Linked DNA regions of Homo sapiens: region 1 is linked to region 2. The links are chromatin contacts, found by Hi-C or POLR2A ChIA-PET in ENCODE. All regions are on one chromosome and are shown on one strand. The core of a region is the stretch at or near the end of the contact, and the rest is flanking DNA. Distances in the headings are between cores, read along the strand shown. Region 1 has its middle 22 kb from the start of LINC03107. Region 2 has its middle 37 kb from the start of ERCC4.

Region 1 (2,700 bases), core at 9-2,508, 450 kb before region 2:
GCAGGAGAATCACTTGAACCTGGCAGGCGGAAGTTGCAGTGAGACGAGATCACGTCATTGTACTCCAGTCTGGGCAACAGAACGAGACTTCGTTGGCAATGACTGGGTCATCTGTCCAGTCCTGAACCGGTCACTGTGTCAGGTAGAAGCATTGTTTGATTGGCCAGGCCTGGGACACACGGCCATCTCCAGACCTAGGAATGGCATCATCTCTACCCAAACCCCGTGAACCAAGAGTTGGGGAGGAGCAAAGCTTCAGAGAAAACTCTGGGCCCTGTCATCAAGCAGAGGAGGAAAGGAGGCCACACAGACTGAGACATCAAGTACCCACTGTGCCCTCACCACCAGCTCCCGCCCTGGCCAGTGCACTCCTGGACCATCTCTCCTCCCCGTCTTGTTCACAGTCACCCTCTCACCCCAGCAGAGATCAGGCCAGGGTACTGGTGGCAAGTGAGTGAAGGGTTTCAGCAAGGGGGTCCCCACCTTCCAGGCACAGTGTAAGTGGACCCCCCACACTTGGGGGCTCTCCTGGGTTGCACAGTGTCCTCTGAAAATTCACATCCACCTGGAACCTGCAAATATGACCTTATTTGGAAATGGAGTCTTTGCAGATGTTGTCAAGATAAGATGAAGTCATACTGTTTTAGGATGGGCCCTCTATATGGCACGACTGGGGTTCTTATACGAAGAGGGACCCTGGCACACAGATGCATACAGGGAGAGTGCTGTGTGATGAGAAAGGCAGAGATTGCAGTGATGCTGCCACCAGCCAAGGAGTCACCATCAGCCAGGAGATGGGCATGGATCTGATTCTCCCTGGGAACCTCCAGAAGGAGCCAACCCTGCCAACACCTTGGTTTTGGACTTCTGTTCCCCGCAACTGTGAGACAATACATTCTGTGGTTTTAAGCTTTATGATAATTTGTTACTGTAGCCCTGGGAAAGGAATACAAGGGTAGACAGACACTGATCAAGTAAGCAAACAAATGTGAAATTGCCCTGTGACAAGGGAGGTGCGGGGTGCCTGTGTTGGGGAAGAATTCTCTGAGACTTGAAGTCAGAGAAGGAGTTAGCTAATGGGGCCGACAGGGTTCTGCACACGCAGCTCACGGCCCAGATCTTGTTGGCCAAGTGTTTTTGCAGGGATTAGGAACTAAGAATGGTTTTGCAAGAAGAACATCACAGGCTGAGGGGACAGCATGGGCAAAGGCCATGAAGTGGGAGGCGCCCTCTGTGAAACCAACAAGCTTTCAGCCACGTGGGTCTCTCTGACGCGTTGCCTCAGCCACAGAGGGCTTTAAAAAGCCCCGAAACTGGACAGGTGTCACTGCCTGTGGCAGTAGCGGCCATTTGGCGCCTGTGGTTTCAACTCCACCCGTTTCACATGTCTATGTTACCAGACTGGCCCCTGAAGGGGATCTGTGTGCCAGGCCCTGACCTGCCGGGCTTTGGAAACATCCTCGACAGTGTCCCCTGACCTGCGCCCCGCCTTGTGGAGTGAGGCCTGGTTGCCCAAGCTGGCTGGGCCGGGCTGTTTGTTGCTTCCAACAAACATAGGAGAGAACGTATGGCTGCTTTTTATTGCCAGTGAGAGTTCCGCGAGGCCTGGCCCGAGATGTGGCTGGCGTGAGGGGTCCCGGACCTGCTGTGCTGGGGACGCACCCAGTTCTGTGTCGCTTGGTCCAGTGAGGACTCGAGCCCCTTGGAGGCGGGGCCTCGGGCTGCAGGGGCGGGGCCCCGAGCCGCCTGGGGGTGGGGCCTCAGGCTCTTTGGGGGCGGGGCCTCAAGCTGTCTGGGGACGGAGCCTCCGGCCGGCTGGGGGCGGGGCCTCATGCCTAAGGGGCGGGGCCTCGAGCTTTCTGGGGGTGGGGTCTCAAGCTTCAGGGTCGGGGCCTGGAGCCGCCTGGGGACGGGGCGATCTGTTGGGGAGGAGGTTCTCGAACTGCTGAGGAGGATCGCAGTGCTTTTGCTTCCTCTAGGAGACCAGCTGCACAGGCTGGAACATGCCATCTCTATGCCTGTTTTCCCGTCGATAAATCCAGAGACATTACTCTCATCATTTCTTCCTCTGTACACAATATTCATATATGTAACCCCTTGGTAAAGCAGTTGTAAGAATTAAACAAGAGGAATTGCTCTTTCATTCAGCAAATATTTTTTGAGCAGCTACTAGATGCCAGGCACTGTTTTAGACGCAAGTGATACTTCAGGAAACATAATCAGACAGACAGACAGACATGCCCTCCTGGAACTGACATTGTAGAACAAGGGTCCGCATCCTGTGGCTCACAGGCCAGATCTGGTTGACCGTCTATTTTTGCATGGACGTTAAACTAAGAATGATTTTTGCATTTTGATTTTTATTTTATGAAAAAAAAAATTGAGGGCTGGGCGCGGTGGCTCAAGCCTGTAATCCCAGCATTTTGGGAGGCCAAGGTGGGTGGATCACCTGAGGTCAGGAGTTCAAGACCGCCCTGGCCAACATGGGGAAACCCTGTCTCTACTAAAAATACAAAAATTAGCCGCCATGGTTGTGGGCACCTGTAATCCCAGCTACTTGGGAGGCTGAGGCAGGAGAATCGCTTGAACCCGGGAGGTGGAGGTTGCAGTGAGCCGAGATGGCGCTACTGCACTCCAGCCTGGGCAACAAGAGTGAAACTTTGTCTCAAAAATAATAAAATTAAAATAAAATAAAAAAGA
Region 2 (2,700 bases), core at 201-2,700:
CCCAACAGCTCCCCCACCCTCCTCCAAATTTGTCACAACCTGGGTTTCACCTATCCCGACTGCCTTCATTCCCTTTTACCTAGTGAAATACGGAGTTGAGTAAAAATAAATGTTACCTACTAACACACACTCTGGGAGTCTGAGATCAGCATTGGATGCTGTGACCTCATGATCCCTTCAGGCAGGTACTCTGTGTGTGTTTGCACCCAAATACAAGCAATAGATCGGTATGGATGGGGAAGGGAGGAGGTAACACTGAACTTCATGATAAATCATAATAATAATTAACCACCACGCAGGATGACCAGTGCTCTCTTCATTGTTGCGTCAAAGGCCACCAGGCTATCTACGCTGATACTGCTCAGCTCCTGGTGTTGTGGGTCACTCCCTATAAATTCCCTCCTGTTTCATTCTGGCTGCTGGATGACTCAGTTTCTTCTTCTAATATTCTGTCTGTATCTTCCCTTCTTCTAAGTGTAGGCATTTTTAGCATTCTGTTAGTCGTTTACGGTTTCTTTACCTTAACCACTTACTTATTCAACCAATGTCTTCAGTTCTCATTTCAATGCAGGTGCCTACTACATCTTTTTTTTTCCTGCTAAACTATGTTTCTTCTAAAAAATATTTGAAGTATAATTTATATACAATACACTGCACATATTGAGTGTATGCTTTTATGATTTTGACATCTATACATTGCAAAACCATCACCGCTAAAATTACAAACATTTCTATCAATTCCAAATGAGTTTCTTTGTGAGCACAGCCAATTTTTATCCTTACTCTGGAAGCTCTATTGGTTTCGAAGGGATGTGACCTGATGCAGAAGCCCAGGGCTTAACATGGGGTCACTGATAATATTCAAGAAATCAACAGAACTCTACTCAAAAATCTACCTCTTTCTCAGGGGGAAAATTCCCAACAAGACTTGGGACTTCAAGTCTGACTCATGCTGTGTCCTGGGGCGCAGACTCGGGCTCTGATAAGAGGAAGTCAATCTGTCCTCTATTTGTTTATAATGAGTCATGCTCGAAGTCAGGCATCTAGTTTTTGTCTCTCCTCTGTCATGGTTAGGCAAGAATTGGAGGAAGATACACCCCAATTCGGAGTGCAGTGATCCTTAAAGTGTCCGAGGGCTCCAGTGTAGTTCAGGACGTGGGACTTAATGGGGACCCCTACCAATGGAGGCCGGGAGCACCAAGTCTTGGAGTTGAGGTCTACCTTCCTCCCACATCTCCAGGGCAGATGTTAGTGAGTTACAGATTTATTTGCAAGAGGAAAGGGAAAAGGCAGCTGAGTTTTCAGTAAGTCCTTGAGTCCTGTCCACTCTACCCCCTACCCCCATCTATTAGTGACAGAGGGCGGCATGAGTCACAACTCTCAGCCCAAGCCCACACTGGAGCAATTAACCACATAATTGCCTCAGTGATGAACCTTCCCCCAGCTGCAAGCCGCCCCCGGGGCAGCGCTCTAGGCTGTGAGCCAACAGCCTTCAGTTGCATGAATTGTGAAGGCCTGGGTTTAAACAGCCGAAGTTGCAATTCTTTTAGCCAATGCCTTCTTGGCTCCAATTTAAAATTCTTATACATGAGTCCTGATGGGAGCATGGAGGATGTTTCAACTAGAATTAATGTCACAATCAAGTCAACATAAAGTAGATTTATCTGCTGTTTCCATGCATTGCAGCAAAGTGCTCTGTTCTGAGAACAAATTACCATAGCAACTCAGCCGCCCCAGTTACAGTAAGCTCAGTACGACCAAAATAAAAATCCTTACCAAGTTGTAGGATTGGCGAGTGAGAGTTGCTGAACATCGACTTTCAGTTTCCAGATGACATTAGCCAGCATATATTTTGGTTTTAAAAAATCGCTGAAAGGGAGGCTTTAAATAATAACAAAATTATAAAGCCAGGTTACAAACAGAGAGGGGTCCTAGGCTGTTCCACCGCGAGCTTAAACACAAGCAAACTTCAATGCCAAACAGCAGCGTTTTTTTGTTAAAACAGAAGGCTGCCGAAAAGGCTCATTACTACTTATCGTGGCGTGCCCATTCCGTTTCACATGGTGGGGAGCATGATCAGGTTGATGCTGGTCTTTAAGAAGAAGCAATTCAATACAAAAACAGGTTTTCTGTAGGTGTGAAAGGAAGAAAAGCAAAACCACGTTCGTTTTTTTCCCTCCACCCCCATCCCCCACAATACTAAATTTTGGTTCTGCCTAATTCTCTGTTCTCTCTCTAGTGCCTTCCTTCTCCCACTTTGCTCTGCTCCCTCATCCTGATCACCAACAAGCAAAATCGCCCCTCTGTTCAGCCTGCCCATCCTCGTTTTCTTCATCCTCACCACCCCCCATGGCTTCCTCAGACCCCCAGGCGGGCGTGTGCCCCTAGGTCTCCTGGACACACCACACAGGATGACCAGCGCTGTCTTCATTGTTGCCTTGAAGGCCGCCAGCGCTCATACGGCTCAACTCCTGATGTTGTGGGTCACTCCCTTGAAATTCCCTCCTGTTTTCATTCTGGCTGCTGGATGACTCAGTTTCTTCTTCTAATTTTCTGTCTCTATCTTGCCACCTCCTAAGTGTAGGCATTTTTAGCGTTCTGTTAGTCGTTTCAGGTTTCTTTACCTTAACCACTTATTTATTCAGCCAATGTTTTCAGTTCTCACTTCAGTGCAGATGCCTACTACATCTTTCTTTTTTT

What was found. A loop is a pair of places that touch in the nucleus more often than their neighbours do. ChIA-PET counts read pairs that join two places held with the same protein, here RNA polymerase II (POLR2A). Pooled maps may share reads with other maps.
Region 1: a pooled map shows a loop between it and region 2 (4-fold over the local background). The contact joins two enhancer-like sites. A Hi-C loop is called at or near these places in 1 of 37 single-sample maps with no recorded cell type and 2 of 50 pooled maps. POLR2A ChIA-PET finds 5 or more read pairs at or near these places in 1 of 52 experiments (activated T-cell).

What each region holds. Positions count from the first base shown.
Region 1 is chr16:14,404,874-14,407,573 of GRCh38, reverse strand. No RefSeq gene overlaps it. Among named protein-coding and RNA genes, the nearest start is that of LINC03107, 22 kb to the left of the region's middle. RefSeq lists enhancers at 839-918, 1,373-1,874 and a silencer at 1,649-1,848. Within about 2 kb of position 1,258, at least 4 of the 41 ENCODE cell types and tissues checked have a DNase peak (open chromatin) inside an H3K27ac peak, as active enhancers do.
Region 2 is chr16:13,956,266-13,958,965 of GRCh38, reverse strand. No RefSeq gene overlaps it. Among named protein-coding and RNA genes, the nearest start is that of ERCC4, 37 kb to the right of the region's middle. RefSeq lists enhancers at 1,157-1,276, 1,090-2,289 and silencers at 1,377-1,436, 1,457-1,506. Within about 2 kb of position 1,450, at least 34 of the 41 ENCODE cell types and tissues checked have a DNase peak (open chromatin) inside an H3K27ac peak, as active enhancers do.